2 separate regions of the Homo sapiens genome follow, and region 2 is linked to region 1. A link is a contact called in ENCODE Hi-C or POLR2A ChIA-PET data. All regions are on one chromosome and are shown on one strand. The core of a region is the stretch at or near the end of the contact, and the rest is flanking DNA. Distances in the headings are between cores, read along the strand shown. Region 1 has its middle 15 kb from the start of FAM9C. Region 2 overlaps LOC105373134 (a long non-coding RNA gene).

Region 1 (6,705 bases), core at 1,868-4,367:
AAATATCTGAACTTGGGTATTTCCAAGGAAACCACCAGACTTCCCCATTGTCTTAGATTAAATACAATTAATAAAATGCCTAACAGACCCCAGAGTTCTTCTGTGTAATTAGATCAATAGCAGTACAACATCTGAGATTTACTTCTCTCTCCAACAAGACCCTTTAGGCTTGGTAACACATCCAAGTGGAAGAGGAAAGAAAGAAAGAAAAACCCAAAACCAAAAGCACAAATAAAACTACCGCTGAAATTAAGAAGTTAGGATCTTCCCAAAGGCAAGCAACTAAACTCATTCTACCAGTGAGACTGAGTGGAACCCTCTGCTCAGCCATTCCTCAGCATTGGACATGGCTTATTCTTGATGTTTGTATAAAATATGGGTTGGTCCACAGGAAAGACATTCATTTTAAAAATAAGATAAAAAATATGAGTTAGCATCAATAAAATTCTACGTTTTAAGAAATGCAGGTTGGTATTATCAGCCCTGATTTGCAGATAGAAAAACTGGCTGTGAGATCATCAGCAATCCTGACGTCTAGAAGATTTCAAGGCCGGGACTCAAACCTACGACTCTATAGTGTAGAGCTTATGCTGTCTCCTTAAATAGTCATGGCTTCGCTAGGCTCACTAGAGGGAGATGATTTCACATACAATATTTAAAAAGTAAGGATGTAGGGGCAATGAAAATGTGGCCCAACTATATCTTAAAAGGAAGATAGTTCACTGGCATATCAGGTCATGAAACAACCACGAGTGTGAACTAGGAAACCACAATGCATGTGAGAATGGCCCAAACACAATTGACTGCACCATCTGGAGAAAAGGTGAAGCCTACACAGAATGCCAAGTAGAAAAATGAGATGGGTTTATGTCAAGCGAAGATTAACATTTCATGTATCTTCTCACTTTAAGCACTTCGTCCTGCTTCTGGTATATCCCTTCACCCTGAGCTGAAGCGAGTTCATTAGTTAGGTGGAAAACAAGAGGAAAGCCAGTGGAAACTGACACTCTTTTTAGATTGTAACCCCTACTTGGGGCAAACCTACAGGATCTCAATGACAGAGGTTTGCTTTCTTAGTAAACAGCCTTGGAAATTCCCCCTCATCTTCCTTCATGGGTCTGGTGTTCTTCATCATTTTACCAGTGACTTATATGTTGGGAGAGAAAACCTGCTTGCTAGATATTAAGCTTATTAAGAGAAGAGGATAGGAGTTGGAAGGGTGGGAGTTGAGTACTTAGCATCTTGCAAGACAGTATCAGAATTTGAAAGAGATCAGAGGAAATTGAAAAATAATTCATAAACATAAAGTACAATAAATGCTTGTAGAATAAATAATAAAACAATGCAAAGCAATTATCCTAGGGAAAATAGAGATAGAGAAGTTGGTTATAACGCAAAAGGTCTATGGATCATGGTGATGGTACTTTTGCTTCTGAAATAAAAACTTAAGATGTATCACAACAAGCATAAATGCACTTCATAACACCAGTTCATTGAGTGCCTACTTAATTAATTCTGCTGAGATACTGATGAGGTACAGAAAAGGAAAGCGAGAATCAAAATAGTTTGACTGCCTGTTGGGCACTCAAAGGGTAGTTCTTGATTGATGCATTAAAATGTACTGTTTTTGCAGTCTTCAGCTTTATTGAGGCATCACTGACAAACAATAAACTGCACCTGTTTAAAATGTGCAATATGGTGAGTTTTGATGTATACACACATCTGTAAAACTGTCGCCACAATCAGGATGATCAACTTATCTATCATCCCTAAAACTTCCTCATGCCTCTTGGTAATCCCTCCCTCTCCGCTCCCAGTACCCGGGCAACTACTGATCTACTTTCTGTGACTATAGATTATATTTTATAGACTCAATTTTATATAAATGAAATCACCCAGCAGATCTTTTGAGTCTAGCCTCTTTCATGCAGCATAATAATTTTAAGAGTCATCATGTTGTCTTAAGTGTCAATATTTCATTTATTTTTATTCCTGAGTAGTGGTGTTTCATGTAGCTTATTTTTTGGTGCTCAGTTATTACTTCCCTGGAGAGATTAGTCAGTTGACACATTCTTATCCTATTTCTTTATTCTGTACTTTTTGTTTAACTCACATCATAGACTCACTAAATATTTATATGAATTTATTCAAGGATTTGGTTCAAAAATGAACATCTCTTCGAGAGGATTCTATTGGGGGTCATTCATTCATTTGTTCATTAAGTCATTCAGCAAATATCAATTAAGCCCTTACTAGGTCCCAGGCACGGTGCTAGGCACTGGGGATACAATAATAAAGAAAAGAGACATGCATCCCTCACATTCTAATGAGAGGAGACATGTGGCAAACACAATAAAAGCAAAAATTATTAGTATGTTAGAAGCCAACACATGTGATTTAGACATAATAGAACAGGCTGAAGAGCCAACAGGCATCATCCTAACAATGCAGCCCGGATTCCAAACAGCTCCTGCAAATTGGACTGAGTGTAGACTTTGGCATGGTTTTCTCAGTCACACTTATAAAAGCCCCATGGAAATCAACTTCCAACAGGACTTCAAAGAAACGGAGGCTGCCATGAATGGTCAGGTATTAGGGAATGAGGTCATCCTTCCACTGAACACTCCCCTACATCCCCTGCAGGTGTGTATGTCTTAAGCTTTTGTGCTCACCTGCAGGAGAAAGGCCAGAAAGTGGCTGCCACATTCTTCTCCCCCAACTGCAGGAGTGAGGCCACAGAGGTTTACCTGGGAAGAATACTCTCCACAAACTTAAATCTCAGCACATTACACTGGTAAATGTCACATTCCAGTTCCAGATATCAATCTGGATCCAGGAATGTATGTGCTTCACTCATTCCAAGCACTCATTTGTTTGGTTTGGGGGAGGAGAGACAAGGCTAGAGCAATCTGAAAGTTCAATCAAGCCAAAATACCTTGCTCAAAAACTGATAAAACAGGGCCCCCAATCCATAACCAGAGAATGTTGGGCACTTTCTTCTCTGCAGAAATGTTTTTGCATTTAAGTTTAGGTAGATTTAAGAGAGGAGTGTAAGGAGAGAGTTTCTGTAACCAGAGGAGGGGAGGCTTCCCCGCCTGCCTCCGGAGCTTCTCCTCCAGGGTGATCTGGCAGCCATTCAAGGCAGCCTGAACTTTCTGAGAGACTTGATTTCCTGTTCCCACTGCCTCAGCCGACTGGAGGACTAGGGTGACCCGGGGTGGGGAGCAAGGGACACTGGTTAGTTTAGGATCAGCGGGTGGGAACTGTTTATCCCAACATGCTTAGAAATTCTTCCAGCAGCAACTGTAAAAATAAAAGTCTGAACTGTACAAGAAACTTAAGTTATTTCAACAGTGAACTTCAATCATGAGATTCTTGAATATCTTTTGGGAAGACAAGTTATTTTGTTTGTTTCATTCATTTAAAATATAAAACAACAGACTTCTTATAATGCAGAGGGGACCTCACTGTCACCTAGTTCAACTCACATATTTTACAGATGATGCAGAGTTCAGAACTATTCATTGACAATGGCTGGGGGGATGGGAGCAAGATCCATGTTTCCTGGCTCTGAACTCAGTGCAATTTCCTCCATGGATTATAAAGAAGTGCAATTCCAAATGCCACGCCTTAGGGGGAAATTTACTATATGTAAATTATACCTCACAACCTGACTTAAAAAAAAAAGTATATGTTATCCCTGCTTCCTCCTGAACCTGGGTCTGCCTGACACCAAAGCCCCGGGGCTTTCCGCTCTCTGCCTCTCAGTAGTCTTATTGTCATTCCTGTGAATCCATGGTCCTTTAGTGGTTTATGTTTGAGGAGGGAGCTGTGGACTGAATAAACTATGCAGCACAAAGGCATTAACCATGGATTAATGGGAAAGAAAAGCTTGCTGAGTTCTGAGTCTGACGGGTCAAGAGCTTCTGATGGTGTCATGCAAATTTCACTTCCCAATGAAATCAGTCACTCTTCGTGTAGAGGGGCCATCATATCTTAGCCAGTTCCTGCTTGGGGTTCAGAAGAGAAAACAAAACAGTTTGCCCCATGGTGGGAAAGGGACATTTGGTATTCTCCTTGGCTTCCTAGCTAATTACAAAGTGTTAATGACATTCAAAGGAAACTTGCCTCCTTCAGGGCTTTACAAATAAGGAAGGGCGGGGGAAGGTGAGCCAAAGAACAGACAGGGGCTCCAGTGAAACACAGGGCACAACCAGTCAGCTCCCAGAGCGGGAGGCAGCCTTAATTTACAAAGGAAATAGACACCCCAGCACAGGCTGAAATTGGGTGGGACCAAGAGTTCTTAAACTAATCACAGCTGGTTTCCAAACCTCAAAGATTTGTTATTGCAAAAACATTCTCAAGCAGTAGATGAATAGATTGAATGGCGACAGAACAAAGAAAAGATGGAGACATTTTCCCCACAGCGGCTTCAAGACAGGTTCAGAGAGGTATGAACTAGCAAAGTAACACATTTATCCAATCAACATTTTTTACCCATCTCCTACACTGGGTCTGAGGACACAGCTATCACATAACATTTGACCTCCTCTAGTATCCTACAGAAAAACAACTAAAGCACCTTTGTGCAACTCAGAACTACAAGCTCTTCCTTATGATTTGGACAACAGGTGCCTTCAAAGAATGGTTCTTTTTCCTATATTTTCCTTCCCTTCTCTTAATGGAGAATTTTTTCTTCCACCCTAAAAAGGAAACACGACCATCAGTTTCCCAAATATGAAGAGGGAAATGCATGTGTGTATAAACAGTGGTTACCACCTAGTAGAATTTTAAGCCTTTAAGGATTTTCCCCCCTAACGATTGCAATTTCCTTCAGTTACTATTGTCCTATGTCTTATATCCAATGTATTATTTAGGTATTTCTTTACAGGCTTTTTAAGATTTACAGGTGTACCTGATCAAAAATAGCTGGAAAGATCTGAGATGTTTTTTACTGGATAATTTATTCCGTGTGTACCCAACAGCCAAGCACTTGGCAAATGACCAAAAATATGATTTATTTTTATTTATTTTGTTGAGACGGAGTCTCACTCTGTCGCCAGGCTGGAGTGCAGTGGCACAATCTCGGTTCACTGCAACCTCCGCCTCCCGGGTTCAAGTGATTCTCCTGCCTCAGCCTCCCCAGTAGCTGGGATTACAGGCGTGTGTCACCACACCCAGCTAATTTTTTATATTCTGGGTAGAGACAGGGTTTCACCATGTTGGCCAGGCTGGTCTCAAACTCCTGACCTCAAGTGATCCGCCCGCCTTGGCCTCCCAAAGTGCTGGGATTACAGGCATAAGCCCCTGTGCCTGGCCAAAAGATATGATTTAGAAAGCCAGAATAGCTCATGCAAGAAATAAGCAGCTGACAGATTAAAATGGCAACTTTATGCTTTAATGGCAACGTAAACTATCCAGAAGGGACATTTATTGGTTCAACAAGAATTGATTTTCTTCGCTCTCAACTATTAACAGGTCTTCTCTTTCTAAAAGATAGGAATGTGTGCTCCAGTAACTAATTTGTTTATGTGTAACTAATACATTGAGAGAATCTCTGTAAGACATCTTTCTCTGGCACTTATTTTATCTTGATCCTGGATGGAAGATAATGATAACCAAGTGACCTGTTTGTTGACTAGGGCACACTTCAAAGCAGGTATGGATATCTGATTTAATGTACATTAGCAGGACATCGATGCAAGCGTATGAGTACTGAGACAGGTAGGCAAGTGGCAGGGTGAACTTCACTCCTTAAAATAGTGAGCTCAAGAGACATAACTACCTAAGCTGTCTGATTTTGTTCCATATGCTCTTTTAAAGTGATATAAGGCAAAATATATTTAACTGGTTAATTAGTGAAAATGTACCAACAAAGGATGTCTGGTTAATTCATGGAAAATGGGAATTTTGAATAAATTTAAAGGTAATGTTTGAATTAGGCAAATAAAATTAATTCTTGTGTTTGCATAAACACAGAGATTGGAGAATTGCTGTGTATTCAGTGTTCTTTCAAATGACCGATCATTCATTTATTTAGTACATGTGTATTGTGCACCTCTTGTATGGGTGGGAACACACCAGGTTCCAAAAATAAGACTGGGACTATGATAAAATTTTTACTCTCAAGGGTAACAGTTAAGTAAATAACAGCCACAATATGGGGTTTGAGAGGTACACAACCACTAAAAGAGAGGAAAAGGGACACAATTTTGTTTGAGAACTAACAGATTCCAGAAAAGGTAAAGAATTAGGTGGTCTTTGACACAAGTCTTAAAAGAGTAAGCAGCAGGCACTTGCCACACATAGAGGAAAGAAAGTACAGCAGACAAAGAATAGGCCAGTCATGGTTATTAACTATCAACTAGTCCATCTTTACCACTTACTTGCTATTCGTTCCTGGACACAATTGATCTCAGGGAGGTAGTGAGTAGAATGGTGGTTACCAGAGGCTGGAAATGGTAGGAGGGATGTCAGGGAAAAAGAAATGCTGGACAATGGGTATAAACATACAGTTAGAGAGAAGAAATAAGCTCTAGTGTTCAATAGCACACTCGAGTAACTACAGTTATCCTGTATTTCAAAATACCTAGATGAGATTTGCAATGTTCTCGGCACAAAAAATGATAAAAGTTTGAGATGATGAATATCCCAACTACCCTGATATGATCTTTACATATTCATGAATCAAAATATCACATGTAC
Region 2 (7,327 bases), core at 4,789-7,288, 130 kb after region 1:
TTTTTCTTCCTCTTTCTGGACTGAATAACGATTCTGTGCCCCAGTTTATCACCTGGAAATCAGGAAGGATCTTTACTTATAATTATTTAAAATTATAACTAAGTTAAAATTAGTGAACCAGGTAAAAATCAAAGAATATTGTCATGGATGGTTTATTACTCCATTCTCACACTGCTATAAAGAAGTAGCTGAGACTGACTTATTTATAAAGGAAACAGGTTTAATTGACTCACAGTTCCACATGGCTGGGGAGGCCTCAGGAAACTTACAATCATGATGGAAGGTGAAGGAGAAGCAAGTACCTCTTCACAAGGCAGCAGAAGAGAGAGAAAAGCTTAGGGGAAACTGCCATTTATAAAACCATCAGATCTCCTGAGAACTCACTATCATGAGAACAGCATGGGGGAAAATGCCTCCATGATCCCATCATTTACCAGGCCCCTTCTCAACAGGTGGGATTATCGGGATTACAATTCAAGATGAGATTTGGGTGGGGTCACAGCCAAACCATATCATTCCACCCCTGGACCCTCTCAAATCTCATGTTCTCACATTTCAAAACACAATCAGGCCTTCCCAACAGTCCCCCAAAGTCTTATATCACTCCAGCATTAATCCAAAAGTCCAAGTCCAAAGTCTCACCTGAGATAATGCAAGTTCCTTCCTCCTAGGAGCCTGTAAAATCAAAAACAAGTTAGTTACTTCCTAGATACAATGGGGGTATAGGCATTGGATAAATGCTCCCATTCCAAATGGAAGAAATTGGCCAAAACAAAGGGTCTACAGGCCCCATGCAAGTCTGAAACCCAGTGGGGCAGTCACATTTTTTTTTTTTTTTTTTGAGATGGAGTTTTTCTCTTGTTGCCCAGGCTGGAGTGCAATGGCACAATCTCAGCTCACCGCAACCTCTGCCTCCTGGGTTCAAGCAGTTCTCCTGCCTCAGCCCCCTGAGTAGCTGATATTACAGGCATGCACCACCAAGCCTGGCTAATTTGTAATTTTTTTAGTAGAGACGGGGTTTCTCCATGTTTGTCAGGCTGGTCTCAAACTCCTGACCTCAGGTGATCCACCAGCCTCAGCCTCCCAAAGTGCTGGGATTACAGGCATGAGCCACCGCACCCGGCCAGGGCAGTCAAATCTTAAAGCTCCAAAATGATCTCCTTTGATTCCATCATGATGATGATGATGATGATGATGATGATGATGATGATGATCACTAATCAAGGAGTCTTCCTTTTTGTTGTGTCTCTGTGGTAGAATAAAGGCCCCCAAAAATGACCGTATCTTAATCTCTGAAACCTGTGAATATGTTGCTTTACATGAGAAATTGGACTTTGCAGATGTGGTTAAGGTTATTGAGATGGGAACATTATCCTGGATTACCTTGGTGGTGGGCCTGATGTATCACAAGGGTCCTTATAAGAAAGAAGTGGGGATTGAAAGATGTTATGCTTTGCAGATGGAGGAAGGGGCCACAAACCAAGAAATGCCAGCAGCCTTTAGAAACTGAAAAGGGCAAGGAAATGGATTATCTCCTAGAGCCTCCAGAAGGAACCAGACCTGCTGACACCTTTATTTTAGCCTAGTGAAAGCCATTTCAGGCTTGACCTCCAGAACTGTAAGATAATAAATGTATTCTGTTGTAAGCCACTAAGTATGTGGTAATTTGTTATGGCAAAAAGAGGAAACTGAGTCTCTAAGTCAAAGCCAGTGCAATTGGCTAGGATTCCAATTTCTGAATCCTTGGTCACAACTATTATGAGTTCCCAGAGGAGATACAAAGAGAGGACACTCCAAGCAAGTCAACGATGCTTTTTACTAACTACAACCATGGTCCCATGTTTGTAGGTGGACACTGTGGCTTTTGGTGAGCTTTGGTGAGCCCTGGATGGCCCTCTGTGGGCTTAGTAACCTTGAAAATGAGGGTATAAAGCAATCTGTGGAAAACTGGCCTTTCAAGGGTACTGCTTTGCCTATAGCTTTGACTTTTCATTTCACCTACTGAAAATTAGGTAATTCAAATAGAGACACTTGAGAGACAAATGGTGTTAGACTGCACTCCCCCAAAGTCAAGCCTTAGAGTAATTTAATATATTGCTGCCACTTTAATCTGACTAGTATTCCTGGGTAGAAAGTCTCTTGGGGCCCTAGATTACTATTAATGTAACTTAACCCTTGTGTTGGCAACATTTACTTGGATATAATTCATGGATGGATCATGGATGCTCTCCAGAGAAAATGCTAAACACAAACAGGATCGTATTGGTTTCCATATACTTAATTTCTTGCTGACCTACTCAATATGGTTGAATATAGACCTATGATATACAGTTTCAAGTGTATTTTTTGATATTTTTAAAGAACCCATGTGCCAAATATAAGCATTTAGAAAAACTGTTAGCAAATGGAATGTAGAGTACCACAAGCTGAGTATGCAGCAAGCTGACAGCCACACTAGCATGGTCATTTATTGCTTATTGAATTTACTCAGATCATCTTTGAGTCCAATGCCATGCACACAGTAGGTTCTTCATCAGTAGTTGTTCAAGTCAGAAATAAATTTTAAAAATATACATGGCTCCATTATATATGCGGAAACTGCAAAATAAGCATAACTAAATACCTGAATTTCCAGGCACTCTGCAGTAGATCAGAAAGCCCATGTCCATTTGATCAAAGTCCAGGGGATACACAATGTTAAGTGCAAGATGTATCAATTCACCAGTGAAACTCCAGATGGCTTTCCTTCCCACTTCATCATGTCACATCAATATGGTAGCTTGTGAGTTGTATCCACAGTTGACATCCTATAGTCTTCAGCTCTAGTAATTTAAATTATTGTACTTTATTTTGACTACTCAGAATTGTCTCCTGAATTAAATCAACAAACACAAGCATATTTATATACATACACCCACACGTATATGAAAGTATGAGTTTACAGTGTAGTTGGAAAATTAAAATATAGGCAGAAAAAAATTACAAAGTAAAATATAATGTCAAGTGAATAAAACAGATAGTTACAAAATAAAAATAATATTTTTAAAGGTCAAATTACAATGATCTGGTTTGGCCACGAGCCTTTTAAAAATATATATTGAGTTTTAATTCATATGCCATACAATTCACTTAAAGTTGCAATTCAATGATTTTTAGTGTATTCACAGGGTTGTGCAAACATCACCACAATCAATTTTCAAATAGTTCATCAACCTTAAAATAAACCTTCTACTCATTAGCAGTCACTCCCATTTTCTCTTGACCCCTCACTCCCACCCCAGCCCATCACAAATCTACTTTCAAGTTCTATAGTTTTTTCTGTTCTGGACATTTCATAGTAATAGGATCATATGACATGTGGGGATTTGTGTCTGACATCTTTTCCTTAGCATAATGGTGTCAAGGTCCATCCATATTATAGCATGTATCAAAACTTCATTCCATTTTTCTTTTTCTTCTTCTTTGAGATAGAGTCTCTGTTGCCCAGGCTGGAGTGCAGTGGCATGATCTTGGCTCACTGCAACCTCTGCCTCCCGGGTTCAAGCAATTCTCCTACCTCAGCCTCCCGAGTAGCTAGGATTACAGGCGCGTGCCATCACACACAGCTAATTTTTTGTATTTTTAGTAGAGATGGGGTTTCACCATGTTAGCCAGGATGGTCTCCATCTCCTGACCGCATGATCCGACCAGCTCGGCCTCCCAAAGTGCTGGGATTACAAGTGTGAGCCACCGTGCCCAGCTCCATTTTTTGTACTAATAATATCTCATTGTATAAATAGACCACATTTTGTTTATCCATTCATCAGTTGTCAGACATTTGGGATGTTTTTACTTTTTGGCTATTGTGAATAATGCTACTAATATTTGTGTACAGGTTTTTATGTGGACATATGTTTTCATTTTGCTTTAGTGTATATCTAGGAGTAGAATTGCTGGGTCATATGGTAACTCTATGTTTAACCTTTTGAGGAACTGCCAGATTGTTTTTCCAAAGCAGCTGTATTATTTTACATTTCAACTAACAGCATAGGAGGGTTCCAATTTCTCCACATCCTTGTCAAGTCTTGTTATTGTCAGTCTTTTTATGATAGCCACCCTAGTATAAGTGAAGTGGTATCTCAGTATGGTTGGTCATGAACTTTTTGATAGGTCCAGGGGTGCAGGAAAAGGATTTCACAGAAGAAAAGATCAAGAAGAAAGGCATAGAGGTAGGAACTCCCTGCCTGACCCCAGCATGTTAATTTCACCTGTTGAAGGCAAGTCATTTTTGTTTGCACAGAAAATCTGTGTAGGAAAATAGTGGAAGATGAAACTAGAAAACTCCCTCAAAGGGAAAACTGCATATATATATAAGTGCAGGGTGCTGCAGGCTGGGTTACTGTGTGCAGGAAACAGTAGAGACCTTGAAGTGTGTTCTTTAATAAAAATCTTGCTTTAGGAAAATTAATTTGGATATACAGAACTTTGAGGACAGGAGAGAGAGAGACAGATGCTGGATGCATTGCATGTGGGTCAGCAATGGGATTGGGGTACTGGTTTGGCATAAGGGATGACAAGTGGAAACCAAGGAAACCCTTGGAGTTCCAGCTGGGACTCTGGGAGAATTCTGGTATCCTAAGACAAAGAAGTCAAGAAGAACAGCTGTTTTGTGGGGTGGGTAAAAGACAGAGCAATTTTCATATTAGAAACTTCAAGTCTGAGGGCATTTTTGAGAGCAGGAGGCCTGGAACTTGGAGAAAGGTATTGGTCAGAACAGAGGTTGACTGCCTGCTTTTCTAAGGTCCATGAGCTAGAGAATAGTTTTCACACTGTCAAGTGGTTGGGAAAAAAAAAATCCAAAGAATAATATATTGTGACAAGTGAAAATTACATGAAATTGAAATCTCAATGTTCATAAAGTTTATTGGAACACAGCCATGCCCATTCATTGACATATGGTCTTTGGCTGATTTCATGCTGCAATAGGAGAGTTGAGTGGTTGCAATAGATTGCATGGCCTGCAAAGCCTGACAAATTTACTATCTGGCCCTTTACAGAGAAAGTTTGTTGGCTCCTGAATTAGTGACAAACTTGGGAGGTATGGCCTCCCAATTGTGATTCTTAAACCTGAAAGAGTGAGAGTGATCCAAATTAACAGTGTATAGAAAAAAGGAGCCAGGGCCAGTCCTTGGGGCTGCTTATGTTTGGGGACCAGAGATAGGTAAAAGAATCAGTGAAGATAGTAAATAAGTTGAAATAAACCTCAATTTAATTAAACATGTCAACTCCCAGACTATTTTATTGCTTGGTACTTAAAACACACTCCCAAGAGGAAGATTAATTAATAAAGCTGCAGTGTGGGATAGCTATCCAGCTGGAAGCAGCACAGGCCCCTAACAAGGTTTGTTTTTGGCAAATTCCCATCTCCAGTCTTCTCTTCTCCCACAATAGGGTGAAGCATCCCATTCCTGCCTTATCCCCAGAAGGCCTGGCTTCCAGACATCTGTCTCAGAAAGAGGTATGAGGCAGAAGGTTCCACTAGGTAAATTGTTGATAAAAGCTCAAGTGCAATTCCTGCCCTAGGATTTGGACTTGAATAAAGGGACTCTCAAGACACTGAGGAATGACTCTCAATTCTGGAAAGTGTAGGCACTTGCAAAGGGGCAGAGAGTTGTGTGAGAATATGGAGGAGGAAGATTCTTGGATGGTCCCTCCAATCAGGCCAGTTGTATGTGCTACGTATGTAGGGGTTGGACCCACCCCCTTGTCCAGTGATCTTGGAGAAGTCACTTAAACGTTCTCTTTTGGTAACTCATCTGGAATTAGGGAATAAATTCTAAGCAACTTTTAAATAAGAAGCATAAAAGCATTTGAGTCTTCAGATTTGCTTAATTGATCATTGCAGACGGTTGTGTCAATAACAATGACGTTTAGAGGAAAAGGTGAAATTGGTTTCTTTTTCTTTTCTTGGACTTAGCTCCAGGAGCAGGGAACAGGAAGCCATTCCCAGAAGTTGCTTTCCCCTCCCACCCCTGAGTACGTGGCAGGGCCAACAGATGTGGCTGAATGCCCAGGCCCAGGGCCATGAGTACTAACCTATGCCCTGGAAAGCAGGAAACACATTGTCTTCATGTACTCTGCAATTTGGGAGCAAACACCAGCAGCTCTTGCAGGGGGCCTTTGTGGGTCCAAATTCAATGGACTGTCTGCTCTCTCTCACCACTGCTCCACCTTTCATTTGTCTGAACGTGGAAACACACACACACACACACACACACACACACACACACTCCAAGCGCTTTTACTTTTCCTCACTCAACAACAATGCAGAAAACTTCTGTGACCAAATATGTGTGTGTGTGTGTGTGTGTGTGTGTGTGTGTGTGTGTGTGTGTGGCGGGTGGGGGGGTGGGGCATTTCTCTACACATCAAGGAGCAGATCAGCTGCATGTCCTCTAATTCAGTTCTGACACTCTCTACCCAGAGAGTGTCAGATCCCACAGGTTGAGGGCTCAGTCCCCAAGACTGCCCCCACCCCCACTTCTGATACCAATTAAAAGCTGCAGGTTATTTTTCTTGTGCTTCTGACCGACTGGCTATAATCAGGTTGCCCACAATCCCCCTTTCTTGGGTTCAATTAATTTGCTGGAGTGGCTCACAGAACTCAGAAAAACACTTATGTTTACTCATGTATTATAAAAGATGTTACACAGGATACAGATGAAGAGATGTGTAGGGCGTGGTATGAGGGAAGGGGTGCAGAGCTTTGATACCCTCCCTGGGCACCACCCTCCAGGAACCTCTACGTGGTCAGCTATCTGGAAGCTCTCTGAATCCTGTCTTCTTGGGTTTTTCTAGAGGCTTTATTACTTAGGCGTGATTGATCAAACCATTGGCCATTGGTGATACACTCAACATCTCCTCTCCCTTCCCTGGAGGTTGGGAGTGGTGCTAAAAGTTAGTCTTTCTGGGTGACAAACCCCCATCCTGAAGCTGCCTAGGGGCTGCCTGCTATCAGTCAACTCATTAGGGTACAAAAAGACAACACTTTGGAATTTCTAAGGATTTTAGGATTTGTATGCCAGGAAACAGGGTCAAAGACCAAATATACATCACAATATCACAATTTGCTTGTTTTTTGTTTCAGCTTGGGATCAGCCTTATTTTTAATACACAGATGCTCTCCTACACAGGAACCCCTTACTTATTAGGGACCTTTGAGATTCCTTTTCAGATCCCCCTGTTGCCATGGAATTGTAGCTGGAACATCCACTCCACTTCCTACTGACTGGCTCCTGACATTTCTCAGTCCCCAAATATCTCACCTTCTCCCAACAGCCTGAATTTT

The links. A loop is a pair of places that touch in the nucleus more often than their neighbours do. ChIA-PET counts read pairs that join two places held with the same protein, here RNA polymerase II (POLR2A). Pooled maps may share reads with other maps.
Region 2: a loop to region 1 is called in a pooled map of heart left ventricle, with 2.2 times the contacts of the local background. The contact joins two enhancer-like sites. A Hi-C loop is called at or near these places in 1 of 168 maps with a recorded cell type or tissue (endothelial cell of umbilical vein) and 5 of 50 pooled maps. POLR2A ChIA-PET finds 5 or more read pairs at or near these places in 1 of 52 experiments (naive thymus-derived CD8-positive, alpha-beta T cell).

Annotation. Positions count from the first base shown.
Region 1 is chrX:13,026,379-13,033,083 of GRCh38, forward strand. No RefSeq gene overlaps it. Among named protein-coding and RNA genes, the nearest start is that of FAM9C, 15 kb to the right of the region's middle. RefSeq lists an enhancer at 3,712-3,931. Within about 2 kb of position 3,118, at least 19 of the 41 ENCODE cell types and tissues checked have a DNase peak (open chromatin) inside an H3K27ac peak, as active enhancers do.
Region 2 is chrX:13,155,118-13,162,444 of GRCh38, forward strand. It overlaps LOC105373134 (a long non-coding RNA gene), which reads right to left. Exons shown (of 3, transcript XR_001755798.2): 1 at 7,305-7,327; 2 at 2,624-2,822; 3 at 576-675. Among named protein-coding and RNA genes, the nearest start is that of FAM9C, 110 kb to the left of the region's middle. Within about 2 kb of position 6,039, at least 13 of the 41 ENCODE cell types and tissues checked have a DNase peak (open chromatin) inside an H3K27ac peak, as active enhancers do.